Linked DNA regions of Homo sapiens: regions 1, 3, 4 and 5 are each linked to region 2. Evidence: chromatin loops called from intact Hi-C (ENCODE). Cell type or tissue: A673. All regions are shown on one strand. Each heading gives the region's core, and the rest is flanking DNA. Links, peaks and the distances in the headings are about the cores only.

What was found. Peaks named below come from ENCODE experiments on the same cell type or tissue, not always from the same donor. Only the 100,000 strongest peaks of a DNase experiment are listed, where the experiment ranks them.
Region 1: a loop joins it to region 2, with 2.3 times the contacts of the local background. A loop is called at or near these places in 11 of 110 quality-filtered maps.
Region 3: it touches region 2 in a loop (2.0-fold over the local background); 14 of 110 quality-filtered maps call a loop at or near these places.
Region 4: it touches region 2 in a loop (2.5-fold over the local background); 22 of 110 quality-filtered maps call a loop at or near these places.
Region 5: it touches region 2 in a loop (2.7-fold over the local background); 4 of 110 quality-filtered maps call a loop at or near these places.

What each region holds. Positions count from the first base shown.
Region 1 is chr9:80,162,127-80,168,528 of GRCh38, forward strand. No RefSeq gene overlaps it. Among named protein-coding and RNA genes, the nearest start is that of LINC01507, 340 kb to the left of the region's middle. In A673, for the core only: no CTCF peak of the experiment used is centred there; no DNase peak of the experiment used is centred there.
Region 2 is chr9:79,474,776-79,481,177 of GRCh38, forward strand. It overlaps LOC124902328 (a long non-coding RNA gene), which reads right to left and starts at 5,387. Exons shown (of 3, transcript XR_007061902.1): 1 at 5,305-5,387. RefSeq lists a silencer at 3,887-3,936. In A673, for the core only: a CTCF peak has its summit at 3,864 (motif pointing right); a DNase peak (open chromatin) is centred at 3,906.
Region 3 is chr9:79,942,620-79,949,021 of GRCh38, forward strand. All of the region lies in intron 1 of LINC01507 (long intergenic non-protein coding RNA 1507), which reads left to right. Among named protein-coding and RNA genes, the nearest start is that of LINC01507, 120 kb to the left of the region's middle. In A673, for the core only: a CTCF peak has its summit at 2,555; no DNase peak of the experiment used is centred there.
Region 4 is chr9:79,559,425-79,565,826 of GRCh38, forward strand. The region is part of intron 1 of LNCARSR (lncRNA regulator of Akt signaling associated with HCC and RCC); the gene reads right to left. Among named protein-coding and RNA genes, the nearest start is that of LNCARSR, 5.3 kb to the right of the region's middle. In A673, for the core only: no CTCF peak of the experiment used is centred there; no DNase peak of the experiment used is centred there.
Region 5 is chr9:79,660,693-79,667,094 of GRCh38, forward strand. The region is part of intron 8 of TLE4 (TLE family member 4, transcriptional corepressor); the gene reads left to right. Among named protein-coding and RNA genes, the nearest start is that of TLE4, 92 kb to the left of the region's middle. RefSeq lists an enhancer at 513-2,927. In A673, for the core only: no CTCF peak of the experiment used is centred there; DNase peaks (open chromatin) are centred at 2,029 and 3,449; H3K4me3 peaks cover 1,099 bases; H3K27ac peaks cover 2,030 bases.

The sequences.
Region 1 (6,402 bases), core at 963-5,962, 690 kb after region 2:
GCAGTACAAAGCACAACAGCACCATCTGTTCTGTTAATCCATGCAAGTCTGGTGTGTAAACCAATCATTTTTTCAATGTTTGTTACACAGCATTATTATATTACTTTTAATGGCAAAAACTGCAATTACTTTTACACCAATCTAATAGCAATTTTTGACTGATACAAGGACTTTGACCAAAGCTTGTTTTGAAATAGTTGTTTACAAAATGTTAGAAGTTAACTATGTTGTCATTGTTTTCAGTTTAATATTAAATATGTATTCTGGGCTGTGTAATATTTTCAGTTTCTAAGTTACATAGGTGGGATGGTTACAGGTTTTATAGTTTGTGCCAATTTTCTTTTCTTTTCTTTTCTTTTTAAGATGGAGTCTCGCTGTGTTGCCCAGGTTGGAATGCAGTGGCGCAATCTTGGCTCACTGCAAACTCCACCTCCCAGGTTCAAGCGACTCTCCTGCCTCAGCCTCCCGAGTAGCTGGGACTACAGGTGCAGCACCATGCTTGCCTAATTTTTGTATTTTTGGTAGAGACGGGGTTTCTCCATGTTGGCCAGGCTGGTCTTGAACTCCTGAGCTCAGGTGATCTGCCCACCTTGGCCTCCCAATGTGTTGGGATTACAGGTGTGAGCCACCACACCTGGCCCTAATTTTCATTGTTAATGGAAGAAAGAAGCATAAAACTCTAGGAGTAAGAAGACTTTGATTAGCAATGACTTCCACAGGAATACATTGTACATATTTTCAGATACCTGTCAGAGTATTAATACTGGGTCTGATTGATCTCTTGGACCATCACATCCAGAGCTGCATTTCATCAGTGGTGTGAGCTAGCCTCATAACCCAGAGGTCAAATGATGAAGATATCACTGGCTAATTCTGCTTTGAAAAAGTATACATAAGTACAGGGCATTAGACTGGGAGGTGGGAGGTCTGGGACCTAACCTTCTTTATGCCACCAATGTCCTGTTACCCATAGGACAAGCCTCTTAGTAACTACTTGAGTCATAGATCTCATAAGACTATAAAGTTTTGCAATTTTCTAATTCTAGTTGTCTCACTTAGCTCTGTCAATTCACAGTAATATCAGAAAATGAAATTCTGACAATATCATTGTTAATAACATAAGTATGGGAGAAACCAAAGAGAGGTCTACAGACACTTTTGTGGCTACTCAAGTATCTCTCCAATAAAATTGATTTAAGAAAGGACATGTGCAAAAAGTGAAAAGACATCCAGGTAACAAAAGGGAAATGGTACTAATACAGCAAAAATTCAAAATAAGATAAAACATGTAAAATGCTAAATTAAAATATGAGTTATGATGAGAATGAGAAAAACATTGATGGCATTGGCTGACTGATTGGCATTACCTAAACCCAGACAAATGGAGTCCCTTCTATGAGCCCTGTGCTTTAGAGGATCCCACTCCGGTCTGGCCTTGGTTACTCCCCTCCTGTTTGAATGAGGAGATCAGGGATCTAGATCACATGCCCACATGGACCAGATCCTATGTATCTAAACCATGATCTAGGTAGCTTGGGACCCTGAAACTTCCTGCCAAAGCTTCAAGTCTGCTTTGAGTACCTGCACAGGCCTCTCCCCTAACTCTGTCCTCCCAAGGACAGGTGGTCAACACATAGCTGTTTGTAGGGAATGAAACATAGCCTGTATGTGTGAGCTGAAATATGCTTGATAGTGTTCAATATGGAGTCAGGGGTGGGAAGAGGAGTAGGGTGGGCCTACTGCTGGCTTTACTGGTATGTAACCTGTGTAATCATACAGGCATCCACACAGAGAAGGACTTCAGACTTAGTTTAGTACTCTGTTATTGCTATCTTGCTATTCTTAATAATTTCATCCTTGAACTTGTTCTTCACACATCAAATCTAGTGAGAAAACTAAGCGTGCACATGAATAGAGGAAGTACATGACATGTGGACATCCACTGCCATTCTTTACCACTGCATTTGCATACGCCGTCACAGTGCCTCATTGGCATGGAATCTAGTAGACCCACAGTGAACAGGACTTCAGTGAGACTCGAAGCAATACAAGTATACATGTTAGGTCTATGTCTAAGTGGGATTGCTAACAGCCCTGATAGGCTAAGCTTTTCATCTGAAGCAGAACTTGCTTTAAATGTGGAGAGAGTGCAATTGCATTCTAAGAAACACAAATTATCAAAGAACTCTAGCATATTCTTTATTGTGCATGTTAATTCTCTTTATTAGCCAATCATTTACAATGAAAATGATGACATAGAAGGAATGAGAAAGATAGGACAATTCATAGTTCCTTTTCCTTTTAGTACTTCCTGACTTATCAATAAGCCAAAGGCAGAAATTTTTGTAGGCATGTACACACAAAAAAGGGAATGAAAAAGGAGTTGAATTAATTTTGTGCAGTTTTCCACTATTGTGTTAACAGTGAAATATATATTCATGTATGAGCTATGCAATACAAATCTTATCACTTAGGTCACTCTACAAATGAGTTAAATGTGCCTATATTTGCATATAAAGCTGCCATTGTACAATATAAAAAGGTTCACTATAAACATTTTACAATATAAAAATATTTGCATTTAAATTGGCATTGTGTAACATGAGGATATAAGATTCATGCTAAACACTTAAAATTTTAATTGTTCTTTATTCAAATAGCAAATACAAAAACCCAGAACAAGTTGAAAAAGAAAAGGAAAAACTTCCTATTTTAGTACATTTAATCATATTTTGCTTCTCCTTCTTAATAGTGGCCTTGCATTTATATTTTGCACTGGGCCCTATAAATTATGTAGCTTATTCTGGTTGGGAGGCTGTTGATGATGACTGGCTCTTGCATTTGACTTTATATTATATAAAAAATTGGATATGTTTCAAAATTTTAACCAGTCCTTTAAAGTTCTTTTTAAGGATATTTTCAAGAGAAGAGGAGAAAACCAACCTAACAGATTCTGGTAGAATTATAACTTATCAACATTTGCATATATGATATGTGGGGATTTGTATTTTCTCTTGTTTCAGGGCCTGCAATTATTAGCTGTGGGCTTGCTCTTTGGAGCCAGTGGTATTATGAAAATAAAGGACAGTAAGAATTTTTGGTTTTTTGGGAAGAGAGAGTACTGACACAGGCTGTTTGTTGCCTCTACAAAATCCAACTGTATCAATGTCAGAGAAAGTAAAGGAATGTATCTCTATTTAAAAAATGAATGTTAAATCCTACAGAAACTCCTGGGGAGAGGAAGGCAGTTGTGACCTGGCATGGAATGGCAGAAGTAGTCTAGGCTAAAAGAAGGCTTAAGCTAGGAGTTGCCATTAGGAGATTGGTTAGGAGAAAACTCTGGAGTGGTGCTGCTTCAAAAAAGAAAAAAACACCTGCCCAGCATAGTTTTGTCTCCAGGTTGTAGCAGGGCATCATTAAAGTCTGGCAAATGTGTAAATAGACTGCCTGAGCCTTTAGAGTTGCCTTCTACTTTCTCCTACATTCTGAAAGTTATATGATTGAGAGGTAAAGCCTTTGAAGAAGAGCAATGTCCAGGGAAGACAGACAGGGGGAATTGCAAATGTTTCACGTTGGGCAAGAAATAGGTAAATTCAAGCCAAGATCATTGGACTAGGGATCATCCATTCCAAGGCAAATCCTCTCTCCTTAAATTCAGTAAGAGAATCAGAGAATAGAGCCTCGGCTTTGACCACCCCTCCTTGAGTACAAATTAACAACAGAAGTCATACCCTAGGCTACATACTGGGAACCTACAAGTGGGATGGCCATATAATTTATTATTAAAACCAGGACACTTTTGAGTGTAAAAAGGGGAAAAATAATTACCTGGGCTCAGTTGGTATAAACTGAGAATGTTCCAGGCTAACCAGGATACATGGTCACTCTACTCAAAATTTCATTTGAAAAAGCACCTTTCTGGATGAACAGATTAGAAAAAGTATTTGCCGCAAGATGGACAAGTTGTAAGAGTAAATTAAAAGGCACAACTTCTGGGCAGAAAAACTAGAAACAGGTACTAATTTTGGACCCCCAAATTAGGAAAAGATATTACCATATGTCCTGGCTTGACAAGTGAATGACTCCTTTGAGTGAAGAAAAGTTCATTTTGACTTCTGGGAGAATGTAGCCCTGTGCCAGGGCACCAACTTGGTGATGGAGCACAGGTGCATTTCAGGTCTCCTGGCCCTTTCAACTGTGCATGCGTATGCAAGTTTCAATTGGCAGAGTCATGTATGGTGGTCCTGCTTATGACCCGAGAAGAATGTGAGCACCAGGGACTGTAGCAAGGCATTTGAGGAGCACGCAGATCATACAAAAGAGAATATATCAAAATGATAATTTCAGACTTAATTAAAAATAAACGGTGCTAGATTTTAAAGTCAGCATACTAAGTAGTTGGAAAACAAAATGCAAGAATAGTCATAATCTGAAGCAGGAACAAGCGAGATTAAATAAAAGCCATTAGTGAATACCATGAAAGGTCACTGGATTAAAACCGTAAAGTGTTGCAAACAGGATAGGAAAGAGGAAAACCCCACATTTAAAAAATGTGTAAGAAACATTAAGAACACTGCAAAGAGAACATTCAAAAAGTCACAGAAAGAAAGAATGAGTAGATGAATGCTACATCGATAGATCTCATGTGAACATCAGGTTTCTGAATCGAAATGCAGTTCTTAAGATAATGAAGTAATAATTTTAAAGTTTAGGAGGAGAATTGATGGAAACCTTGAATTTTAAAGCCTGCTAAGTTAACATTTGCATGTAGTCACAATGAAGATATTTTGGGGTACATAAAACATCAGAAGGTTTACCATATAAAAACGTCATTTGAAAACACTTGTTAAGATAGCATGTCATAAATAAATAAATAAATAAATAAGCTCTGAAATATACAGGAAGTATGGTAATGGTATTTTATTGTCTTAAAAAATAACGGTCAGATCAAATGGCATATTCGTAATAATTCACAATTAAAAATCTTAATGAGGAAGGTAAGGGAAGCCCAGAGAAAGGTAAAAATCATGCTATATTGCTTTTCTTATTTGAGGGACATTATAGAGGGATGTTTGAAATACTCATGTGGAGAAATGAATATAAGTAGCAGTCTTTGTGATGTTCTTAATGTTTCTTATAATTTAATTTGTATTTAACCACAAAAAGAAAAAAGTGAGAATGTATACCTTTCAAATAAAAAAAAAGGAAAAAACAATCTTTGCAATGAAAGCCATATAGGCAGGGGAAGCAAAATGAAATGAAAGTGAGAGAAATGGAAAATATTAAGTTAAATGGCCAAAGGAAGTCCTACTATAATATTAACTAGAGTAAATATCAATAAGTTGAATTCAATTACCAGACTACTGGATTAAAAATACAAGATCTAACAACATGCTGTCTGCATGAATCATACTTTAAATAATAGGACAAAGAAAAGCTAATTATAAAAAATAAAAAAATTATATTAAGTCAATATGAACTAAAAGAAAGCCATTAAGCCATGCCTCAGAGACATTGTGGGTTAGGTTCTAGTCCACAAGAAAGTGAATATTACAATAAAATGAGTCACTCAAAGTTTTTTGTTTTCCCAGTGCATAAAACAATAATGTTGACCTATGCTGTAGTCTATTAAATGTCTAAACATGTACATACCTTATTTAAAAATAATTTATTGCTAAAAAATACTAATGATCATGTGGGCCTTCAGTGAGTCATAAACTTTTTCCTGATGAAGGGTCTTGCCTCAGTGTTGATAGACACTAACTGATTGGGGTTGTGGTTGCTGAAGGCTGGGGTGGCTGTGGCAATGACTTAAAGCAAGACAACAATGAAGTTGTTCATATCAATGAACTCTTCCTTTTATGAAAGATTTCTCTGTAGCATGCATTACTGTCTGAGAGCATTTTACCCACAGTAGGATGTTTTTCAAAATGGGAGTCAAGCCTCTCAAACCCTGCTACTGATTTATCAATTAAGTCTACATAATGTTCTGAATCCTTTGTGGTCATTTCAACTATGTTCACAGCATCTTCACCAGGAGCTGATTTCATTTCAAGAAATCACTTTCTTTGTTCATCCATAAGAAGCAATTCCTCATCTTTTCAAGTGTCATCATGAGATTTGAGCAAGTTGGTCAAATAGAATTAGAAGCTCCACTTCGAATTTCTCTTTCTTTTGCTATTTTAACTAAGTCTTCAGTTCCTTCCTCCACTGAAGTCTTGAGTCCCTCAAAGTCATCCGTGAGGATTGAATCCAACTTCTTCCAAACTCCTGTTAACATTGATATTTTGACCTCCTCCCCTGAATCACAAATGTTCTTAATGACATCTAGAATAGTGAATCCTTTCTACAAGGTTTTCAATTTACTTTGCTGAGATCTATCAGAGAAATCACTATATATAG
Region 2 (6,402 bases), core at 744-5,743:
TTGGTCCATTTTACAGGGTGCTGATTCGTCCATTTTACAAACCTCTAGCTAGCTGCAGAGCACTGATTGGCGCATTTTTACAGAGCACTGATTGGTGCATTTTACAAACCTCTTGTAAGACAGAAAAGTTCTCCAGGTCCCCACTCGACCCAGGAAGTCCAGCTGGCTTCACCTCTCAGGAACAGGCTCATATTCTAACGAAACATATATGTCTCTTCAGCAGTGATGAAATTGCCATATAAAATGCACACCTGACAATTAGAATAGCACCAAACATTTGAATCCATTTGATGCTAAGGCTTTTTCTCAATATCCAATTTGTAATGCTTATGAGTCAGGTCAAATGGAAACATTGCACAAAGATCATGACTATAACCACAGCCACTTGGAAATTAATAACTTTTTTTAAAAAAAGAAATTTCTGGAAAGGAAAACCTTTAGAAAAGATGTGGCTCTGAAGCATTTATCCTCTAAGTCTGTAATTGCCCTGATCAATGGAGTTTAGCTCCATGAAAGTGAAGGCTTTCCCCAGAAGATGATGGAGACCGGCCTTGTCCTGCAGCTGTTTCATAAAGGCCTAGAATAAATTTCAATTTCAATAACTTCATTGGCATGACAGGGGAGACTTGTTTTGTGAAGGTCAATATAACTGAAGCCCTGTCTAAGAATTGGTCTCTCCCTGTCCATATTTGGACTATGTAACAGACAGCTAAGGCCGCAGCTGGCACTTTTTTCCCTACCTTCTTACCCTCTACCCTTTCTAATTTTTCTACAAGGAGTGTGTTTGGGAAAGGTAAGCGATTTCAGAAAATATGCTACTTTTAAATGTCTCCAGTTGTTGGACTTTTGCCAAATGTTGTGGTCATTGAGCTTGAAACTGATAAATCTGCAGAGAGCTTGTGAATTGACCTTTTGGAAAAACAAGCTAGGATATCTGTAAACTGTTTCTTTTCTGGCACGGCAAGTGGGAATATTTCTACATTTGTGACCACTGCCCATTTGAAGACCTTAAATGAATGGTCAAGTCAGGATTGGAACCTGCTATGGTGAAAAAAAAAAGGTCAAGAAATATATATACACCGGCCAGGTGCAGTGGCTCACACCTTAATCCTAACCCTTTGGGAGGTTGAGGCAGGCAGATTGCTTGAGCCCAGAGGTCAAGACCAGCCTGGATAACATGGCGAAACCCTGTCTCTACAAAAAAATAGAAAAAAGCCAACATAATAGGACACACTTGTGGTCCCAGCTATTCGGCAAGCAGAAGTGGAAGGATCACTTGAGCCCGGGAGGTGGAGGTTACAGTGAGCCAAGATCACACCACTGCACTCCAGCTTGGGTGACAAAGCCATACCCTGTCTCAAAAAAAAAAATATATATATATATATGTGTGTGTATATATATGTATGTGTGTGTGTGTATATATATATACTGCTCATCTACAGTGTGTTCATGAAAGTCTGGAAACATAGGCGAATTACATATAATGCCATCAAAGACATCTCCAATCTGTAAGACGAATAAATAATATGAAATAATATTAATATATCCTTGCTAATGTCAGCAATTCTTATAATATTAATAATATTAACATAGATAATATCATTTTCACCTATGTTTACGGACTTTCTGGGCACCCCGCACAATATGACCCCAAATGTAATTTTTAACATGTGTATATATGTTATATATTTAAAACACCAGAAAAATATACAGCAAAATTTCAACAGTGGTTTTCTCTGTGAGGTGAACTTATGTAGCATTTTAATTTTCTTCTTTACTTATCTGATTTTTCCAGTGTTTCTAATATCAGCATGTGTTACTTTTGTATTGAGAAAAAATTAAAAATAAAAAACAACAGAATGCAACAGAATAAATTGTGTGTCCACACCATTACTGTACAATGCACTGGTAGGTAAACTATACAATAGACCTGTTTAGATACTTGGAATAATGGTTGTGAGACCCACACTTTGAAGATACATGGCATGTTTTAAGAATTTAGAGAGGAAAGAAGCGACAGGAAAAGACGAGTAGCAAGAAATATCAGAAGGTCCAAATGTCTGTCTCCTAAGGCATTTATAAGAACCTCTGTGCAATCATTTTCTCTTCATGGGAAAGGAAAGAATGTGATAGAGTGGTTTCTTCATCTTTGATTTCTTCTGTTTTCTTTGACTATATCACCAAAAGCCTTCTGGAAACACACTTAAAGATCCATATATATTTAAATTAAATAGAATATGCTCTTGAGACATTACCAGAAAGAGTCACATATAGATAAATCATAGGCTTGTGCTAGGCATTTTTAAATATAAAAGTGGTTTTAATGTGTGTGATAAAATAACAGAAACAAACTATTGGTTAGGTTTATGAGGATTAACAGAAGACAATATGCTTGTGCTAGTCTGCAACCAGTTCCAGGAGAGTTATTGTGTAATGCGAATGTGTCTATGTAGAATTATTACTATAATCTACAGCAGTGGTTGGACCCAAGTTCCCCCACAATAACACAGATTGAATTATGAAATCTAATAACTTTGGAGAGAGCTTTGTCCTGAAACTGAATGTGTCCGGTGGTTTTTATGTCTCTCAGACCTCTTATAGATTGTTTTCTCTGCCACAATTTCTATAGCCTTATAAAACTTCTCATATGTTTAACCTGTATGCACGAAACCCATGAGATGAAAGTCCAATACTGCCGAGGTAGCAATTGCTTTCCCTGTAAGGAAGACCACATGTTCCCATAAACTTTAAAGGCAGAGCATAATTTTACTTTTCTCTCATGGAATATTTCTAATACTTAAGTGTATACAACATGACCCAAGCATATTTGAGGTATATTCAAAAGCTGTCCAAGGACAAAAGTGAAAATATTCAGGAATGCAAACAGTTCTGTGTATTCATGAAGGGCTGGCCATTCCATCACAGAACACTGACTTTATGTCTCATTGGCATATGTTTCTCTTGCTTTTGAGAAAATGACTTGTAGGTTATTGTAAGGAAAGAGTTTCTATTCTGTAGATGTTGCCACTAGCAGATGAAGACCTAAGCCCTCCCCAACCATCTTCCCCAAAATAACTACTGTACCACAGCAGCACCACACCGTCCTGTAGTCCTGTACTGTACAAGACACCACACTGTCTTCACCAAACCACGTCTGAATAGAAGAACTCCACAGAGCAGTTTGATTGAGATGACCATGTTGCTTGCCATTTCGGTACATTTTTAATAAAAATTCTTTCACCTTGATCAATCCATGCTCTTCAATTTAGAACTGAGACACATTATGATACAGTATTAACACTTGAAATCATCTTATAACTGCTTGCTTTCATATTTGGCATCACTATTGTACCACCTTAGAAACTGCTTCTATTGACCTTTAGATTAAAAATATGTTGAATTATCATGATTGACACTTTTAAAATGACTCATTCTTGCCAAACACAGCATAACAACTTTTTAACATTCCCTTTTCTTTACAACTGCCACAACTTTCATTATGTGAAATATGGCTGTATTATACACCACCTCTCATTGCCTAACATGATTTTTTTTCAGAGTTCAGGAAGATTTACATTTGGAGCTAAATGTTTCAGTGATTGCTCTGTTGGGTTTCATTATACCAGTGTAGTTAATCAAAGCAAGTCTGGCCTTGCTACCATGATTCACTGTATGGTTTTTTGAACTTAATCATTTACACAGAATGAATATACACATTATCACCAGGGCTGGATTTCTTTAACAGCCTGCATGACACGGTACTGTAATGCCTTTGTCAACTGCTAGTTTTCCCAGGGACTCTGCAGTTTGCTGGGGGTTTTGATAAGACATTTCACTGATGGGCTTTCGGTTAGAAAAAGGCAAGTGGGAAACCCCTAGGTGGAGCTGCAGAGAGCAGACGAAAGGCCCACTGACTTGTGTATCACCAAGTGGGGCTAACGGGGAATCCTTTCATTTGTACAGAGTGTTTCTTTTCATAGTGTGTGTGGTCTTCACAATCATAATTAACAAGTAACTTTTCTTCACTCTCATTCCTAATCCCATCATAAATTATTGGCTGTTGGCATCTGGGCAGGGTTTGGCAGACCTTGAATTTTAAGTCAGCCTGAGAGAATTACAGGGATTGTTGTCTCTAAACTGAAGAAGCTAATTGTATAAGCATTAACACATGTGAACCAGGCCTACCAAGCCTAATTTCTGAGCAGCCAGAAACGATGCTCCTATGGACACCAGATTCCTTAGCAAAAAGCAGACTTGCATTTGACCAGAACCAGTGGAGAGCCTGTTCCAGGCCCATGGAATCCAATGTCAATTTTTCAGGAATTCTATGAGCTGGTTCTTAAACGCCACCATTATTTAAAATCAAAATATATAACCTTTTAATTAAATAAATTATATTTTTAAAAAGATGGTAAATACTCAAAACTCATCACTTCCTAAATATTCTACCCCGTCATGCAATTTTTTACACCCTTGGTTATTCGTGTCTATCATATCTGGATGGGGGAAATGCTATGGAATTTCACAACTCTGCATTCAGTGTTGTCATGTTGGTAGACTGAAATCAGCCACAATGGGAGTATTTGTATCATGGAAATAACAAATGCTACAAACCAAGGCTTCATTTGTTGCTTTGCCTCTGCCTTGTGTGTAAGGGAAGTACTATTTAATTTTACCTACCAGAACACTAAGTCTCAGAAAAGTTCAGTAAATGATTTTGGCCCTAGGATTCCACTGCAGGGTTTTCTGACTTTGCAAATCCATTATCTTAAGTCTTCTGTTCTATACCTCCCTTTAGCGGGGTTTTCCTGCCACTGTACTATATACACTCATAAAAACTCTCAGTGGCATTAACTGCTGTTTGGTTGGTGTATTCATTGTATGTCTTGGGTAAGGTATAACAAGTATGTTTAAATTGCATATGCGTTTTTTTTCCAAAGAACCAGTTATACATTTACCAACATTTCATTATCCAGGGTTCAAGCCTTGATTGAAACAAATCTACCCCCAGAACATACTGAAAAGTACTTTCTGGAAATAAATATATTTCTGTTCATTAAAAAATCCAATTACTAGAATTTACAAGTTATTAAACGTCTCATTGCTTTTCTTCAACCACTCTTTCAGACTCGGCATCACTACCCCTAACTTTGCTTTCCGGCATTTCTCAAAATGTTCCCATTTGGTTTCAACATTTAAGCAACATGAAGGCTATGGAATCAGAAATGTGAAAAGGAGGCAGTTATACAGACATGCAAAAATGCACCAGCCCGAGTGCACAGGCTTAAGGGTATGTGCACTTACCCTTTTTTGATTTGAAAGAATCAGGTATTGGACTACCTGAGCCTGTCTTCTTTGCATGCCATTCTGATTTGCTTTCCATGGAGAAAACGACCCGTCTATGGGAAACTGGGGTAATTTTTCAATCAAATACTGCATTGCTGATATAGGATGAAGGAAATGGGTGGCATGGTTGCTGAGAGACAGACTGCAAGTCTCATAAAATTATATTGGGCCTACCCACTTCTGTTTCAGATTTCCGTAGCATTCTTTGTGAGGATAGTCACAAAAGAAGTACTAAGTTGCTGTGTGTGTGTGTGTGTGTGTGTGTGTGTGTGTGTGTGTGTGTGTGTTTATCTTACCAGCTTTGTCTGATATTTAAATTTTGTTCGGGTGAAAGAATAAAAAGTACACATGCTCTATGAGTGGAACCTCTCTAATGGAATATTTTATCCCCAGCCCCATATGCAAAGCTCTTTAAATGGTGATTCAGAAATCTGACCTGACACATTTCAGTCTTTCTGTTCATCATTGGTACCATACGCAGCAAGAATTACCTTCAGCTTTACTGCTGACCCTGGAAGTCACTGTACTCTCACGACTTTATCTACAAGGGCATGAAGATTGTTTCTTCAAAACTCTTAGTCACGGCAAATACTTTCCACGTGTGTACTGCCATCAACATTGTTGCCTGTTTGGTAGCTTTTGATGGAATGAAACTGACAAGTTTCTGCCTCACACCTGACTTGAGAAAGGCCCTTAGATACTTACAATGGAAATTGTTTGGAGTGTTGCAGTTAGATACAAATCATGCTCTAACTTTCCAAGAAGCTTTGTTACAACATGCAAAACAAACAAAAGAAAGGTAGCAAAACTCTTCAAGCAGTTAAAATTGTTACGCAAAAGCAAAAGCAAGTACAGAGGGTAATAGAATTCATTGAACTGTAAAACCTAAAAACAAAAGAACTGAATTCAGCTAATCACAAATTTTGTCAATTGTTGATTTTTTGTTTTTATTCTCTCTTACTAAAAATGCACTACAGCAGGCGTTTTTCCTTATACATGTATACATTTCCTCCTCAGTTGGACTAAGAATAAAGTATTGTGCAAACAGTAGGTGCA
Region 3 (6,402 bases), core at 543-5,542, 470 kb after region 2:
CATGGCTCAGGGATGAATCCAAGCTTGGAGGGGCCTGAAGTTTACACAAATGGGGGACCCTTTTTAAAAGCATGACAGAATTACAACTGACAATTGCTAGGTCTTCTGCAAGAGCATTGGTAGCAGGCCAAGCAAGTGAAAGAGTTACCTAGAAATTGAGTTTCCTTGGCTTTTCAGCAAATGTGTCTCCACTCTTGATGCATGCTTCCTGCCTGCCAGCTACTTGGTAGGCTCTTGTGAACTGACATCTGCCAGTTTGGTCGTGGAAAATTTGATGATTCTTTTGGATAGATGATGGTATGAAGTTAGGTAAGCCATCCAAGAAGTTTGTGGTGGAGAGGGTTTGCAGCTCCCCTACAATGCCACTACCTGGTACAATGAAAGGAAGTCTCAGACTACATTCTGTCACAGACATGGACAGTTATTAAACAGATATTCGCTAGCAAAGCAGGAACCAAAAAGGAGGGCAGGACTAGTGTGAGGTGACTGAGACCCTTGCCTAGGGCACAAAATATAACGGGGTGCCAAAAAATTCAGTCATCAAAATAATATTTTAATATATTATTTTTTAAAACCAAAATCAATGCAATAGACACATGATGAAAAAACGTACAAATTTTAAATAAAGATGGGATCAATATCACTGATTTTATCTTCTGCCTCAGACTTCAAAATGGTTTTGCGTGGCACTGCAAAGGGTTGAAATCATCTCTTTTGTTAGCCCAAGAAATCCCAGTTCTCCATTCTTTGAGATGGTTCCAGCATTCTTCTCATGATAGGTTGACCCAGGCTTCCAGAGTCAGTACTTTGCATTCTGGCTGGTGTCAGACAAACAGAAATCCTCTTAGATAGCAGGCTGAGTAGGGCTCAAGCTTGGGTGCCATTTTTGAGGGTGCAGGTGAGGACCCTCACGGATTCTTGGACCTTCCTTATGCACGAGATTAGAAAGTGTCGACATCGTGTGCCTAGTTATTACTCTGTGTATCTGGAATAGCTAGAGACCTTGTTTCTCACTCTGCTAACTTCACAATAAGAAGCCATTCCTGACGTTCACTTTGAGGAAGGGTGAGAAGTTACAGCTGTGCGCGTGGTGGCGTCCTCTGCTGTGTGACTCTTCCTCATCAGATTGCCATCTGACTAACCCATCTGTGTGTTCTGGGTAGGCCACCCTTTCCACATTCCCGATTAGCATCTAGGCTTCGGCTAACCCTAGTGACCATGTCTCACTCTATTTGCGGGAGTAACTTAAAGCAACGTAGGCATCTGGGCTCTGGGATAGTGTGAGAAGCACAACAAAGCCCTCATCCTCACAGAGTGAACATTTAGCAGGGAAGAGCGTTCATGAAAAAACAGACAAACATATGTTACAATATTCTAATATCAGGTACTGATAAGAGCCATAAAGAAAAATGAAGCAGCATGGAGGGATAGGGCTGGATGAAAGGTGTTATATTACTTAGGGTGGTCAGGACAGTCCTCTAAGACAAGTGACATCTGAGTGGGGACTTGAATGGGGTGAAGCAATTGCTTTGCAAACATCTGAAGCGAAAGACAATTTCCCGCAAAAGCAATATAGCAAGTGCACAGGTAACATGTGTTAGGCAAATTATCACATTTATGTTGTGAAAGATCCAAATAAGAAAATAGAAAGCAAAGAAAACAAAAGCTTCCTATATTCCCACTCATCCAGGGTAGACACTTGAAGCAGTTCCTTATGTTTCCTTCTAGACATTTTCCTGTACATGTAAAACCCTATACCTGTCTTTACTTTCTCCTTCCTTTTTCCCTCCTTCCTTTCTACATTTTCTCTCTCCCTTCTTTCCTTCATTTCTCTTTCTGTTTTAAAAGTAGAAGGTACCATACCCACTTCTTTGCAGTGTTTTAACAATTTTGTATTGGTTTTTCTTCAAGATCTTTCATTTTAGCATAGTCACTTGCAGAGCAACCTCATTCTGTGATAAGTGTGCTATGGTACGGATGTGTCCAGATTGATTCAACCGGTCTTTGGTAAACAAATTTTGTAGTTCCAGTTCTTTATTATTAAAAGCAATACTGTGATAAATATCCTGATACATATTTAATATATATATGTATGTGTGTAAGTATACCAGTGCATGTGTCTCTTGCTAATCCTCAAGTGGGAATGATAGGTCAAATGGAATGCACTTTTCTAATTACGATATACATTGCTGAAGTGCCTTACAAAAGGTTATGCTAATTTAGATCCCTGCCACACTTTATGAGAGTTCCTGTTTTCTCGTACTCTCACCAATATTAAGGAATGAACAGTCATTTACATCTTTGCCAGATGATAAATAAAAATTACATCTTCTCATTACTATAGTTTGCATTTCTTTTATTTTTAGTGAGGTTGAATATTTCTTCCTATGCTTATTGGCCACTGATTGTGGGAAAGTTGCTAATTATTAATTGAGGATAGGAATTCTCACCTATTTCTTGTCTCATATATAGGGCTGCCACCAGCACATAGTACATCTTGAACAGATTAGAAAAATGTGTCCCTTCCTCATGACACTTTACTGCCATCTACCAGAAAATTGCTATTATAGATAAACAAATCAGGGATGATTATAGTTGTGAGTGATTAATGGGGCTCTGTAGAGTTGTGCAGTGCTCAACCCACACATCTGTATGAGACAGCCCTGCTAATATTCAGGCTTAGTTTCTGATTCTCAGCCAAGATAGCTGTTGTCATCTTGACCTCTCTAGCTTTCGTTCCTTGTGCCTTAGCTCTCTGACTGAGTCTAGGACATAGTCCCCTGCCCCACCCCACCCCGCTTTTTTCCCTAAATCCCTTGGGCTGTCTTGGTTTTTCCTTTCTGGCTCATTTCATCTGTCTTCAAACTTGAGTCCTTCAGTGAACTGGTTGGTGCCCTTTTGTCACCTTCTAGACAGGAAGAAGTAATTCATATTTTTCTATAAAACTTGTGAGTCAGAGTCACAGCTCCACCAGCATTCCTAATGCCTAGGAGAATTTCTGTGACCATGTAGCCCATTTCTCTTTAAAAACACTTATCATTTACTTTCTTCTTAGAATGCCATTACCCTTCTAGGCTGTTGCACAATACATGTAATTATAACATTGATCTGAGTGCTTACTAAAGGCAGGGCACTTTTCTCAGCTCTTTAAACCTGTGAACTTATTTTTTTTTATTTTCAAAACTGAATGAAATTGATACTAATTACTATTCATATCACTAATTACTATTTCTACTATTAGTAGTGTTTTTAGAGGCAGGTGGACAAGGAAAAGGAGGTGGAGATAAAGGAAGCAAAATCTAGCAAATGTGCGCTTAAGGTTTGGAGCAAACATCCCATTCCTATCTTTTTAATAAGGGAGGGCACTGAGTTTACCTACTCAGAAATATAATAGAGGAGCTTAATGCCATTGGGAAAACTCTACAACAACTCAACCCGCAAGAGGCTTGAGATAATTCAAGCCCTTTAGCTTCAGAATAAACTGATGAGGCTCACAGAAGGCCGTTTTCTCGGGAAGCAGGTCCCTGTTGACCTCCCTTTAAAAGTGTACAAAGTTCATGGTTCCCCACGATCCACTGAGCAAATGTCACATGCCTCTGATAAAACTCAGTCCAACGAAAAATCAAGCAGGGGACTCTATTTGAAAATACCCAGATGAAAGCGTGTGTATATCTGTGGCAGGGCCTGGGGAAACGTTGTGAGGAGCACAGTACATCCAGTAACATGTACTGGAATTTGGAGGCTAAAAGCAGCCTTGGAAATCATCTGACTGAAGACTCTTATTTTCAAAACCTGGAAACTGAAGCCCTGGAGGTCTTAGTGACTTGATCAAGCTCACACAACTGTTGAGCGACCCACCCTGATGCCTAGAATTATCCCTTTCCCCAAATGACCTGCCCTGTTAAATGTGGAGACAAAGGTCTTCAGTTTTAATGTCAGACCTGTTGCTGATTGATTGTGCCACATTGGGAAAATTAGTTTATCCATATGCCTAGGTATTAGATTTCTAAAGTTTCTTTGCTCCTTAACATGCAGTGACCCAATTGTAAGTATTTTTAAAATTTATTATTATTATTATTATTCCTAAACCTAGCTCTTTCTACAACCATTGGTTTTCATATCCATTGACCATCCTCTAGGGGCTTAAGAATGGCCCCTGTGAAATGTCTTAACCTGTGTAGGCAGCCGTCGTGGGGCCCAGCCAAGAAGGTGGATAGTGTGGAGCTTTCTCTGAGCAGTGCTTTGACTAGGAAAATGGCCAGCAGCCAGCATCCAAAACCAAACAATTGTCAGATGGCTAGGGAAAGAAAAATAAATGTTGAGCAAAGCCAAGAACTCAATAGCTGTTTCAGTGCAGCAGAAGGCTTCCTTTATGTCTATTTCAACTGCAGCATTGGAACATGTCTGAACTAGAGGGACCTACCATTTCCTGACCCCAAATGCCTGGGCTACAGTGGCCTGGGAGTGTTCTGTCAATCATCTGCCCCTCAGCCCATGGAGCTTGGGCCCTTGGGAACACCACCAGTGAGGGTAGGATTTCTGCTGCTACGCAGGACTTTCTGCAACCCACCAAGCACGTTAAGGATGATTTTTGAGCTCTTGCTACCCATACTGTCTGCACACAGTGCTGTACTCATGCTTTTCTTGACGTACAGAAGTGTGTCCTCAAGCTCATAGGGTCTTTTTGATGACATATGTTTATTTCCTTGACCAATTACTCTCTGCATCTACACACTACACTGTGAGGTTGACATCTTTTTATTTTTCCTAGATTGAAAATATTGGATAAAAAACTTATTTTCACTCTATTCCTCAATCTGGGAGACAGGATTGCTTTCCACCCCCACCTCTCTTTATTTATGCTCATACTTGTGTCTGTTTTTACATGTTGTATAGGGATGTTGTGATACAAATATTGTATATTTAGGGACATCCAAACTCCATCTGTGTAGAGATTTGATCCTGGAAAATACAATATAGCCAATTCAGATTTTCTAGGTAGTAAATTTACTTACAAATTTCTTTCTCTCTTATTTTTCCATATCTTTTTTTCTCTTCCTCATATCTTCCTCTCACCTCTTTTTCTTCTTTGTTTCATTAAATTTCTTTTCCTTTGTATCATACTTTGTGAGAGTAGAGCACAGTAAACACATCAGCAGAAATAAATTTCACAAATGCATATTTCCTTATTGCTATCATCTTATATTTAATAAAGTTTCTCATTAAAGAGGAGAGGCAATTGTGAATTTTTTTAATCTGTGACAGATGAAAATAAGCTATTTTATCTGCAGAAAATCTTAGCAATAACCTGAGGATAAATGAAGAAATATCTGTTTTGAGTAATTCTCTCAAACACAAATGGCTTCAAAGCTTTCAAGTAAATGTGTTTATTCAGTGTGAGGCAATTGGGAATAGTGAAGTCTGTGGCTGAACTAGAATGTCATGCCTAAAATCATTCAAATTTTCTTTTTTTTCCCCATCACGTTAGCCACTCAAAATAACTCTTTTGACTTAACTGGATGCCAGGGCAGTAACACTGCCTTAGGTAATCATCACTTCTATTTTATTCCATTTCTCTGGTGAAGCTGATGCTTGTCCTAGAATAACTTACTTAAGATTATGGTGTCCCTTACCACTGTGTTGGTCATGTCACTCTCCAGGGCTCCTCATTGGTTTTTGAAAGAAGGGAACATTTCCATGGCATTTAATGTTCTTCCTGATCTGGCCCCAACCTGCTTTTATGTTCATTTACTTTTCTCTGTCCTTTTTAAATTTATGATAACCTAATTTACTCACATTTTCTTTTTTCTTGTTTTGGAATAGGATCTCAGTCTGTCACTCGGGCTGGAGTGCAGCGGTGCGATCTCAGCTTACTGCAACCTTCACTCCCAGGCTCAAGCAATCCTCCCACCTCAGCCTTCTGAGTAGTTGGGACCATAAGGTGTGCCCCACCATGCCTGGGTAATTTTTTGTACTTTTGGTAGAGATGGGGTGCTGTCATGTTGTGCAGTCTTGTCTTGAACTCCTCGGCTCAAGCCATCTGCCAGCTTCAGCCTCCCAAAGTGCTGAGATTTAGGCCTGAGCCAAGGCACCCAGCACTCATATTTTCTTAAACATACCCTACTCTTTTCTTTTTTCTCATCCATGGGCTTTTGCTGGCACCACATCTTTTCCCTGTCTTTGTGGACACTTTTCTTTTTGGTCAAGGCCTTGATTAAGACTGTTCGTACTGAGCTCTAGAAACTCCATTCAAATCCCCTTGCTCTGCGCTCTCCTGACACTTTATGTAAACCCTGTTAAGCTAGGATAACATACATCCCAGTTTGTTCTGGACAGTCACTGTTTATGTCTGTGGTCTCAGCTTCATTATCACTTTGTAATGGTCATGCTAATTATAAAACG
Region 4 (6,402 bases), core at 465-5,464, 84 kb after region 2:
TATTTGTAATAGGCCCTGTGCCTTACTCCAAGAAGTGTTTCTCACCAGCGATTAATAGGATGCAACACACAAAAAGGGCTGGTGAATCTGTTTGTTACACTCTACTTACTAAGGCTATGGCTACAATACTCCAGTGCTGAAGTCAGTGAAAAGGCATCATCCAAACACAATCCAAGGAAAATGCAAGCTGATACAGCACAAAGATGCTTTGTTTAAGAATGGCAGAAATTTCCAGCAACTATCTGGGAGAAAAAAAATGCAGGATGGGAGGGAATGTAATCAAATAACAAAACAAACCCAAACTAAAAGAGAATCTTTATAAACCAGCACAAGGACACTTTGTTTTTAAGTGCACACAATGAATTTTAAAGATCTTTGTTCAGAAGGGAAATAAAGTATTATGAAGGACTGACACATTTGATGGATGGATGGTTTCTGAAAAACCACATTATCAATTACTTTTTCCTTGTTTGGCTCCAGTCCAGTAATTTTTATTTGAACAAGCCACATGCTAGCATGGTTTTGATTGCAGGAAGTAACTGGTTGTTGTTAAAGGATACTATTTCACTGATGAGCTTATCTCTTCCTCCCCCCTGCCCTTTCTGATGGGAATCCGATATGAAAGGCACAGCTTCAGTTGTTATAAACAGAGTCAGGGATTGTTTGATAGACCCACCCGTGTTTTGCTTTCAGCATTCTGTGGTACAATCCAGACAATGTATTCAGCAGGGCTTCAGAAAACAAAAGTTGAATTCGGCTTATTTCTGTTCTCAACTCTGACATGAAATTTTGATATCTCTGATGTTTGTCTCTCATAAATCTAAGTTTGTTAGCAAAAAAAAAGTTATGAATATTATATTCTTTTTTATATTAGACTATCTCAAGTGAAGCCTACTGAGAAAAAAGAATCTTTATGGAACAGTGAAGCTAAAATGTATCAAAGATCTTCTCAAACAATATAGTGCCTTGTACTAGCTTTGCTTGTTTTCTAATCTTATCAAAACAAGTATATCAGAACATTATTAGTGTAAATATAAGAAATACAGCTAATTAAGCTATATTATTAAGTACTCTCAGTTTTCCCTTGCCCTTAAAGAAAGATTTGGGGGCAGTCATCAGTGGACAGGAAATTATCTATGAAATCAATTGCTGACACACACAGGGCTGTGTGTGTGTGTGTGTGTGTGCGCGTGTGTGTGTGTGTCTGCTAGTCAAGATATCTTCCTTTATGATTGAATATTTTTTGCATGTTACCATGCCTGAAACTTAAACTATTTCTAAGTTCCCAGGGTATCATGGTAACTATAGGCTTTGGAAAGTTATTTAAGTATGTTTCCTAGTTCTATATTTTAAACACTAATTTTAGTGATTATTTCTCTGCTGAGAATTAAAAGTAAAAAGGTGGTCTTAAAGAATAGGCCATTTGATTATTCATCAGAACATGAAAACAATTCCAAATGAATTAGAATTTAACCTTGTTCAATGGAGGAAATATAAATTTAGCAACCATTTTGTTGACTTACTAATTCACATCAAAATTCTTCTAAAGATTTTGCAACATAGATGTATAAAATATATTATTAACCACAACTTATTCCCTGAAAACAAAATGAAGAAAGCAAAACACATTTCATATCAAAATTATGTATCTAAATATCATTTCTTTCTGATGTGAAGGCAGCTTGGAAAACAGCAAACAAAACAAACCCTTCCAGAGGAAAAAAAGTCCTGGGTTTGAATTTGCTGGTTGGCTGAACTTAGACAAGTTAGGGAACCTGAGGCTCCATGGATTCACCTTTAAAAAGAAGATGAGATGGAGATTATGGGATTGTATTCAATCATTTATATTAGGATGTGTGGCACACTCAATAAATGTTAGCTACCAATGGGGTTGATTACAGAACCTAGCTGTGGAATAAATATAAGTCCTTTCCAGGATATAAGAGAGCTTGGTGAGGCAAGATTCATATTAGAGACTTTCCAGTACTCTAAGTCTTTATATTTATAATATCAAAAACAAAATTATACATCCCTTTATATATTTAAATATTCAGTTGAATTACTAGTTAGTACTCTATTTGCCAATTCTTCCTCCCTAAGCTATGACTTTGTATATATTTGGTTTTAATAATTAGTAAAGTTCTAGTTGTGTATGCAGTAGCTTTACAGATAATAAAAATTTAATTAAACTTACTTTGATGCAACTTTGATTATACATTTTCCTAAGCATTGCATAAATAATTCAAAAATGTATGTGACTAACATCCCTCATTCATCAAAAATCTAAAGTTCTCTCAAATTTTCAAAAGCTAAGTGTTAAATGTGGTTGTGTTCAGGTATTTTAAACATCCTGCTCTAGAACTGATAGAAAATGTACAGTTAACCATACTTTTTGCCCAGTACAGTTATTATAGTTTTTTTTTTTTTTTTTCAGATAGAGTCTCCCTCTGTCACCCAGGCTGGAGTGCAGTGGTGCGATCTTGGCTCACTGCAAGCTCTGCCTCCCAGGTTCACGCCATTCTCCTGCCTCAGCCTCCTGAGTAGCTGGGACTACAGGCGTCCACCACCATGCCCGGCTAATTGTTTGTATTTTTAGGAAAGATGGGGTTTCACCATGTTAGCCAGGATGGTCTCCATCTCCTGATCTCATGATCTGCCTGCCTCGGCCTCCCAAAGTGCTGGGATTACAGGTGTAAGCCACCGCACCTGGCCATTATTATAGTTTTTATAGGTTAGAGGAGATCTCTGAATCTAATTTTTACAACATGATTCACATGTTTACTGTTTTCAGAGCAAGTTGTTAGAGAAGGATTGCTGGCCAGCAATGTAAATGTTATAAAAATGTTTCCAAATTTAATTTGCAATAAATATCTGACAATTCATTCACATTTTCAATGTCTTATGAAAATATATTTATATATGAAAATTGCGATCATAATAAATAATTTTCCGAATGATTAATCACATGTTAAAAATTTCAAAGAATATAAGTTCCTCTAAGGATTTAAAAATAAACTGTTTCCTTTCAAGAAAGCATAAGGACCAAATTTCTTAACCTTATAAAGGAAAAAGTTCTTTATTGCTTTTAAGTCCTTGATGAAAGTCATTCCTGGAGATTATAAGATTATTTTCAGAATGACTTTCCTTTTAAAAACTGTAATTTCTCTTTAATTTCTCACTGGAAAAATTATAAAAGGTGCCTCAGTCTGGATTACAAATTGGGAATGGCGAGTTATTTTTGCATTTCTCTCTTTCATATAGATGTTGCAAAAATTAGTCAGATTCAGAAATCTACCCTAAGCTATAAAAACACTACACAGTAGCAGCTGTACGGGGGAAAAGTATGCCAATCATGCTAATCATAGATTTTCTATGAGGTGAGAGTAGATGAGGGAAGGAGAATTGCTAGACTGAATGGTGACTGAGTGGCCTCTGCTACTGAGCATTTCAAAGGGGCAGATATAACCAAGGGATGGGGATGGTTGTTATTCCACTTTCAGTGTGTGCCCGTCTGACTCATTAACTCCCTCCATCCCCCAAAACTTCAGTAAAGGCATTCACACATGGCTTGGGTCACGGTACTTCAGAAGAGTACGGGATGTCCCAAAGGGTAGTCTGGTGTGGAAAATGGACAGATGAGCAGGGGGCATAGAAGGGAGATCAAGCTTTCATCAGAAACAAGAAATGACAGAGAAACAGAGGTACTCCCACAGCAATCCCTGGAGCTACTGAGAAGGATGTTGAACTTCTTATTGTACTTGGGTTGATGGTGAGTCATTCTTGTCTAAAGCTATAAAAACAAGGAATCCAGCAGAGGCTGGAGATGAGGGCATCCATTTCCTGACATATGGGTTATACTGATAACACCTTTCTATACATACACACTTAGATTGTAGAGTTGGTGTGTACCTGTATTGATACATACACACCAACTCTGAGCCAGGCCAGTCACTGTTCTCCGAGTTACAGTTTTCAAATTTTTAAGATGGTCACACCACCACCTGCTCTCCCCATCCAACAAGGTTTTGGAAGGAAGGAAAAGGCATGTGGAAGCACTTTGTAAAGCACAAAGCATAATAATCATTGTAAGGCATTAAAAGGCAGCTCTAGGCTGGGCGCCCTGGCTCTCACCTGTAATCCCAGCACTTTGGGAGGCTGAGGGAGGTGGATCACTTGAGGTCAGGAGTTCTAGACCAGCCTGGTCAACATAGCAAAACCCCGTCTCTATCAAAGATATAAAAGTTAGCCAGGCCTGGTGGTCACGCCTGTAATCCCAGCTACTCAGGTGGCTGAGACACGAAAATTGCTTGAACCTGGGAGGCAGAGGTTGCAGCTGAGATCCCACCATTGCATGCCAGCCTGGGTGACAAAGGGAGACTTTGTCTAAAAAAAAAAAAAAAAAAAAAAAGTCAGCTCTAGTAGAATAGAAAAAAAGTGGAATTTGAAAAGTCAAGTTTGATTCCCAACTTGTTTGCTTTACTACTTGTATAATCTTCAAGAGGCCATTGGTTTCTGTGAACCTAGTTTCCTAGTCTGTAAAATGGGGATTATAATACCCATTCTGCTTCTCTGCTGGTACCTTTACATAGTACCAGAGGTAATAATATGTAACAACACTATGTAAACACTCGGGGTTCATATAAAAATAAGGTATCAAATGGTCTTTCTTGCAGACATATTTAATAAAAACCTATAATAAAAGCATTCAAATTTTGTTCTATATAAAAGCAAGGAGCAGAAGCAGAGGGTGTCCCCATGAATGAAAATTTCTCAGAATATCATTGTCTTTTTGAAAAGTAGTAGTGCACTGGACTAGATATTACACTGTGAATGATGGCTCACTCACACTATTTTACAAGGATTGCTATTAAAGGAAGTCATGTGATTTACCAGAATTGTTCCGGGCTACATAATATTGAGGACAAGTCCTGAATTGAATTATAGCAGTAGGAGCCCACATAGTAGCATTAAGAATATAGTTCCTTACAGTTTAGATCATTTTATGAGACAACTAATCAATTTTCAACAAATGCGTCTGCAGCCACTTTCCCCCAAATAATCTTCATTGCAAGAGATAATTTTTTCAGAAGTATTAAAAAGGGGTAAGGAAAATATAATCAACCTCAGCAGATGATCCTAATTCAAAATCCATTCCATATGACCAACTCTGAGATGATAAAATACAACATTTTTTAGAGCAGCAAATGTTTGCATTTAGGGGAAAGGGGTTTAGAGATCATACTTACCTCCCTTAAGGATAAAACACAACATAGATGAGACCAGAAAGGTTAAAGGGGTTACCCAAAGTTAGCCAGATCATGGTAGACCGTGAATTGACCCCCAGTTCTAATGAAAATAATACTAGACTTTCCAGCCAAGCGTGGTGGCTCATGTCTGTAATACCAGAGCTTTGGGAGGCTGAGGTGGTTAGATGGCTTGAGCTCAGGAGTTAGAGACCAGCATGGGCAACATGGTGAAATCTCATCTCTACCAAAAATACAAAAAATTAGCCAGGTGTGGTGGCCTGCACCTGCAGTCCCAGCTATCTGGGAGGCTGAGATGGGAAAATCGCTTGAGCCAGGGAGGTGGAGGTTGCGGTGAGCTGAGATCACGCCACTGGACTCCAGCCTGAGCAAACAGAGTGAGACCCCATCTCAAAAAATAAATAAATAAAAATAATACTAGACTCTTATGAATTATTTTCTTGTACAAAGCAGTAAGATGTTTACTTACACTTTCCTACACCTACCCCATTCCCGCACCACTCATTTCAGAAAGGAAATGCGCAGATTTTCTCCTGTAATGTCTGCCCTATAGGCTGTTGTGATAGTTAGCAAGAGTGGGAGCCTGTGGAAAGGCACGGCAAGAGCAGCTGCATAGGTGTGAACCCTGCTGTTAGTTGAAAGTAAAAGGACTAGGGCTTCAGCACTGTGCATCTCTTTGGAACTTCCTTACTGAGCCTTCAGACACTCTGAGGTCGGAGGCTGAAGGGAGTGAGCCATGCTTCCTGCAGCCATGGTAATTCTCAGTTTCAGCCTTTGCACAGTGGCAGCTGCAACACAGTCATCTCCCTGATTCACCCTCTGCCCCCATTTTTGCAATAAAACATCTGCTTGAAAAGGAGTAAACCAGGCAGGTGAGTTGGATAGTGCTCAAATTACATACTTTAATTGAATACTCATTTGTGGAATTCAGGTTTATGCAAGGTATTAAATCAGGAGGTAGGAGACAAGAGTTCTGATCTCTGCTTCAGTACTTACAAGCCATATAACCTTGGGCAAGTGACTTATTTCTGAGCCTCAGTTGATTAATCTTTAAAGTGGGGATAATAATATCTTGTTTGCTTAAAGGCAGGGGAATGAAACAGAAGCAGCTGTTAAAGATCCCTTCTAGATTCTAGAA
Region 5 (6,402 bases), core at 521-5,520, 190 kb after region 2:
TAGGCATGTAAACTGTGTGAAACGTAACAGGTGTCCTAATTCTAGAAAAATGTGTGGTAATTGTTTGTTTGTCAAACAGATGAATAAATATCTTTAGGGCATAGCTGGTCCTCAGGTGGTGAGCATAAATGGATTAATGATGTGAGTGACTCGGGGAGACACGCTTGTTTTGCAGCACCCTCCTCCGCCGATCGCTGAAGCAGAACAAATACTAATTAACAGGGGCGGCCTGGTTGGCAGGTTGGCTTTCTCCAGCTGATTTGGCAAAATGGTTTATTCCTTTCCCTCCATAAACCATCCCTCTTAGTTATTAGACATTTTCATACTGATGTTTAGTTAATTTCTAATTTTCTTAATTAGGATGCATTTCATCTCTTGCAAAAATATTATAACGTTTATAGTTAACATTTTTAAAAATTTAGAGGGGCCTAAGATTTAAGTTTTAATAGTTGACGCTTGAATTTCAAAAACATTTGTTTCTCAAAATGTAGATAATTCTTCCAATGGAATTATTCCAAAGAATCGTTCACCATCTTTTTTTTGTATTCTTACAGTAACACTAACCCCACTCTGGAAAAATTATAAAATCACTCATGGGGTAGTTTAATACTCTTGTTCTTCTTTCTTGAATTATTTCTGCAACACTTTCCTCTGTCCAACTTATGTATTTTGTTCTGTGGTGATTTGAAGTAGCTCAGCTATCTTCTGGGTTAAAAGACTTTCTACGCGTAGGACCCACCACTTTAATAAGGGCTGTAATTTTGGACTTAGAGAGTCATATCTGATTACTGCCATGGCAACTGCCTTGTGAAAGGGTTGAAGAGAATTCAGGCTTCATGAGAGAGTAATAGAAAGGAAGTTTGCTGAGGAGCTGAGTAGTACTTTCTGAAAGAGTTTTTGATGCTTTTAAATAAGGTTGCTGTTAAATGAAGATAATACAGTTATTTCAAAACTCAGTAATGCTGCTTAGACTTGGCAAATCAAAACTTGAAATGTTAGCATTGAATACTTAGTTGTTTTTCTTTGAATCTAAATATTGAATAAAATAAGTCACATTGCTTTAACTTTATCAGATTATTCATTATTTAGAACCAATCCAATTATTTTTGTATGTAATAAATTTTACTGCTTAAAAACAGTGTAAGCTGAGAGTTCTAGTATTGTAATGTAACATAAGAAATTCCCGCTCATTTGTGATAGTTGGAATTGGTGGTTAAGTACCCTCCTCCTCCCAACCCCTGGGTTCAGTTTTGCCTCTAGTTTTCCTTCACTAGAAACTGGAGAACAACACACACATACATGTAATCCGCTCACGTGCGGTCCACCTTTCTTCCTTCACACTGTTTAATATTCCATCCCCTCTGCATCCACTAAATGTTCGTGAAAAGCTTACACTTTCCCTCCCCTTTTACAGAAATGCAGGCAGTGAGGTGGAAGTTAAAATGTCTTAAGTATTCTTGTTGTAAGTGAACTTTCTAAGATATGGTGATAAGGGTGAGCATGAGGAATTCTTTTTCATGGAAATGGACTCATTATTTAATTGTATCATATCCTGAAGGATTCTTGAATCTTCTTTTTTAAATTGCTACTTTTCAAGTTGCTGACTTCAAATTTGAGAATAGAAGAGGGCTGGGAGAGGGGAGGTAAATAAGTTAGTGATGCCACCCAGTGAGAGAAGCCAGTAGGCTTATATAATAAGATCTCCTTGTTATTTATTGCTCCTTATGGTCATTTTAATTATTCTAGAGAATTTTGAGAATTCTATTCACTTATCTTTTTTTAAACTTCTGTTTTTGTGAGCGACATTTGGCCTTTTGAACAACAAAATAAAATTGGAAATGCTAATGTTTTGAGCCAACTAAAGGAGGAAAATAAAAATGTCACCATGGTAACAAAGCTGCTTTCTAGATGGTTTCCTAAGATATGCCTGAACTAGAAGCAGATGTCTGATTTGAGAATCTTGCCTCCTTCGATGTAAACAAATAACTTCTGGGCAGGTGTTGGAAATAATATGGAAATCCTATTAAGGGGCCCCGGGTTCCTGTCAGTCAGGAAACCCGTGCCACAAAAGGGCTGGTTGTCGCATAAAGGAGCAGAGTAAATTCTCATTAGGCTTGAGCTTTTCCCAGGAAATGATTGTCTCCGTGTGTTCTTTCTCCTGTGAATCTGAATGTAAGCTGTTGCTTCTATTGATCTATTCACTGGCTTTATTTTTCTCCTCTTCATTCCAGATCCTCCCTCGCCCCCACAAGCCTGTGTTCTCCCCCTCACCCACCCCTTCCCTTTAGATTAACACTTGATCTGTGCTACTGCTCTGAGAGTCGTGACATTTGTGATTTTAACCTCCCAACCTGGGTGGGGGTGGGGGTGGGGGTGGGGGTGGAGAAGGAGGGGAAAGTTAGTCTTGTTCCCTCAGCCTTTTTCACAAAGACTCTGGCTGATTGGGACTCGCACAGCTAGCGGCAACGGCAATCATGAAGACCATTCTGTGTACATTTACTTGAAGTTATATTTTTATGAATTAAGCAGAAACTAAAAGCTTGAAGAGACAGCTTTTTAGGAACTTTTAAAAACATAGATAGTTGTCTGGTAAGCCTCTGAGGCTGCCCTGTCCAATATGGTGTAGCCACTAGTCACATGAAGCTATTTAAAGTTAAAATGAAATAGAATTTTCAAACCCATTTTCCCAGTTATATTAGCCACATATCGAGTCCTTAGTAGCCACACGTGGCTGTAGAAACTGCCAAAACGGCAGAGATACAGAACCTTCCCACTGCTGCAGAGAGTTCTATTGGATGATGCTGCGTCTCTGACAGACTCTGATGAGGCTTGCTGGTTCTGACATTCCTTCTGGCTAAAACTGACTCCTGATACTCAAAAGCAAGGTTCCCCTGGTTTCATAGAAAACAAGGCATGTGTGTATTCGGGTTTGGGTGGTTGATGTGGTTAGCTGCACTAATATAGTAGTGATCTTTAAATGGTTGTAGATTTTTTTTTTTTGGTCACGGAACTGGTTGAGCAATATAAACATGGGTCTTCCCAAAATGGACCCCTAAGAGATGCAATTTAATGTTTCTAGATAGAAAGTTGTGGCAGTTTTGGGGGGAAGGGAGGAGTGCTTGAAAGCTATGCATAAGGGTGCTCTTTATAATACTCAGAAGGTTAAATGTGGATAAACACAAAACAAGGCTTCAGAAAAGCCACACTATTATTATGCAGCGTTTCTCGGACTATAGTCCCCGAGACGCACTTCATAAAGCCAATAAAGCGCGCACTGGTGGTCTCCCGTTGCCCTAGCAACGGGCCACGGGGCACAGTGTATGTGAAATGCATGAACATCTGTGAATTAATCTTTTTTAGTTTGTTCTTTTCTTGGCACTGATTGGACCACTCGGGCTTGTGCCTGTGACACTGCGTGCAGAGGGGTAATCTGGAGCAGTCCCCAGGGCCTTGCCCTAAAGTGGATAGTGGAATGGAAAGTGAAGGGAGATTTATCCCGGCAGTGCATTCAGCAGTGCAGGGATTTAGCCTGACAGCACTCTCAGCGGGATGTTATTAGCTTACTTTCTGGTGCATGGGGAAATGAATAAAAATTTTTCTAGTAAATCTGGGCATTATTGGGTTTATTGGGTTGCCCTGAAAAAATAATCTGCAGAGAAAATTGAAATAATCACTTGTGTTTGTACCACAGTTATCAGGACTTGAAAGCTGAGTTATTCCACATCCTTGGCCCAGCCCCCGCCTCAGGGATTATAACCAAACCATATTGGACTGTCACTGCTCTGAATGAGACTCCTGAATTGGATGCGTAGGCTGGAATCTGATTTGATGATAAAATCTGTTAGTAACCTAGTCTGACCTTATTTAGGGAAATTTTAAACTAAGCTGGTGACATTTTTGCCTTTGGGAGAATAGAGCAAATAATGACTAAATACGTAAGCGTCCAGGAACAGTACTTTTGTTAGTTAGTCCCCCACCCCTGACCTCTTCTGTTCTTTCCCTCCTCCTGCCTCCCGCTGCCACTTCTTCCCTCCCTCTTTTCAAATTGCCATCCTCCTTCTAGACTTCAGCATGACTGTACAGACTGTGTTCAGTTCCTCCTGTCAATACCAGATGTTCACTTGTAAACTGTTTTGCTCACCCTTGTCATTTTCAATTCCCTTCTCTTTTCTTCCTTTTTTCTCTTTGTGCCTCCCTTTTTTTTTCTCTCTCCATTCTTCCTTATGGGTCAACCCTCTTTCCTGGGGAGAAATGAAAGAAGAATATTACATATGAAATGTTTCACGATGGATGTAGTCTATTTGGTTAATTGTTAGGGTGAAAATTTCCTTTATAACAAATGTATTAAAACAGAAGTTCGATTGCATTAGTACTGAAAGGTATTTAGGTGGGAAGAACTCCTTGTCAATTCTGTATATGTTTTCCTTTGATTATTAAAAAGGCACAGCTATACCTCTGTATGTAGCTGAGAGATTTTTCTGATTTGTTTTTTGTTAGACAACTGACTAAAAATTATATTAATGGTTCCTGACTTTGAAACCTGTTGGTATTGACAGATGAACTTGCAGTCCAAATAAAATATTTAAATCAGTAGGTATTGATTCAGCAGCTGGAGGGCAAACAGGCCTGTACTGCATTGGGGGTGCACAGTAAAGATTAGATACAATCCCTTCCTTCAAATCATGTTCCTGTTAAAATATGGAATTGCGATATGCTGCCTTCTGAGTAGAATAAAATATATTAATGGATCGTTCCTCTTCATTTCTCAGAGCTTCTGGTGAGTCCTGAATTCTTTAAAATGTGCATATAAAACCAGTTTATGATGATGGGAGGACTAGCTCTGAAGGCAGTCTTCCCAGGAAGCTGCCCGGGCTGATGTGCAAATGCATGCAAACATGAACCTTTAGCAAACACTGACAGTAATGCCAGTGGCAACGTTCTGTCGACTCCCAATCGGGATATGGGCCTTTTACTCGAATTCAGAAAGTGTTTTGTAGGAATCGGCAAAACAATTGAACTACAGAGCTAAAATATTTATCATCTGATTTTTTGGCACTTGAATACCCTCACTTGCTTTTCAGGTGGTTTCTCTGTTTTCAAAATTAGTAAATAATTTTATTTGTTTTTTTGCTGCTCCCATTTAGCTCTGATGATATTTTCTTCTTTCAAGAGTATTTTTAAAAATTGCCAGCTTTCTAGTTGTTACTTGAAGCCAGCTTCAGAAGTAGAACAGTTAACACGGATTATTAGAGACCTTTAGAAGGAAGTAAAATTCTCAAATTTTATTTCTATGTCTTGGACTGTTATTTGGTTTTTGAAAGCACAATTTTTTATGCCAAGAACTAAAAATCTGTAGACACTGGTGGTAAAAAGTAGAAATTCCACAATTACAAGTGGCAGTGAGTAAACTGGCTAGAGTGAGAAGCAGGAATGAGGTGGAATGAGTATGAATCTCTGCTGTTTCCTTCATCTGTGTGTGTGTGTGTGTGTGTGTGTGTGTGTGTGGGTGGGGTTTTTTTTTTTTGTTTTTTTTTTTTTTTTTTTTTTGAGAAGGAGTCTCCCTATGTCACCCAAGCTGCTGCTGGAGTGCAGTGTCATGATCTCGGCTCACTGCAATCTCTGTCTCCTGGGTTCAAACGATTCTCCTGCCTCAGCCTCCCAAGTAACTGGGATTATAGGCACGTGCCACCACACACCTGGATAATTTTTTGTTTTTGGTATTTTTTAGTAAAGATGTGGTTTCACCATGTTGGCCAGGCTGGTTTCGAACTTCTGACCTCAGGCGATCCACCCACCTCAGCCTCCCAAAGTGTTGGGATTACAGGCGTGAGCCATCACGCCCCACCCCTTCATCTATTTTTAACAGTTTCTTAAAATCTCTGTCATGTTCCTATGTACTAGGCTGGTAAATAGCCATAATTCTTGAATTTTATTTTTAACTTTTCTACTCTTACTGTGTTTTAAAAGCAGTAATAGAAATAAAATCAGCACTTTAATTAGTGTTGTAGATATGTGTATCTATAAAAGTGAAAATGTTTAGGGGAAAAAAATGCTGCTTGTTTTCTTAGACACACAACATTACATGGAAACATTTGGTGATTGCAGTGGCTTCAGCATTTTAAGACTGGGCTACCAAAAACTGTACCTGATACTTAACCTGTTGGGCCTACCCAGGGACAGTGAAAGAGTCCAAATGGAGGCCCTCATACCATACACTGAAGTATTTAAAAGTTATAAATCCAATAAATAAATACACCTTAGTGATAACCTGAAAGACCAGGTTGGAATTTAAAATTCTCAGGCACTTTGGAGTTCATTGCTTTAACCACGTGGGTCCTCACGTATTTTCTTGTACACACCCTAGTTCTTACTTCAAAGCTTCATCGAACCCCTACAGCTGCG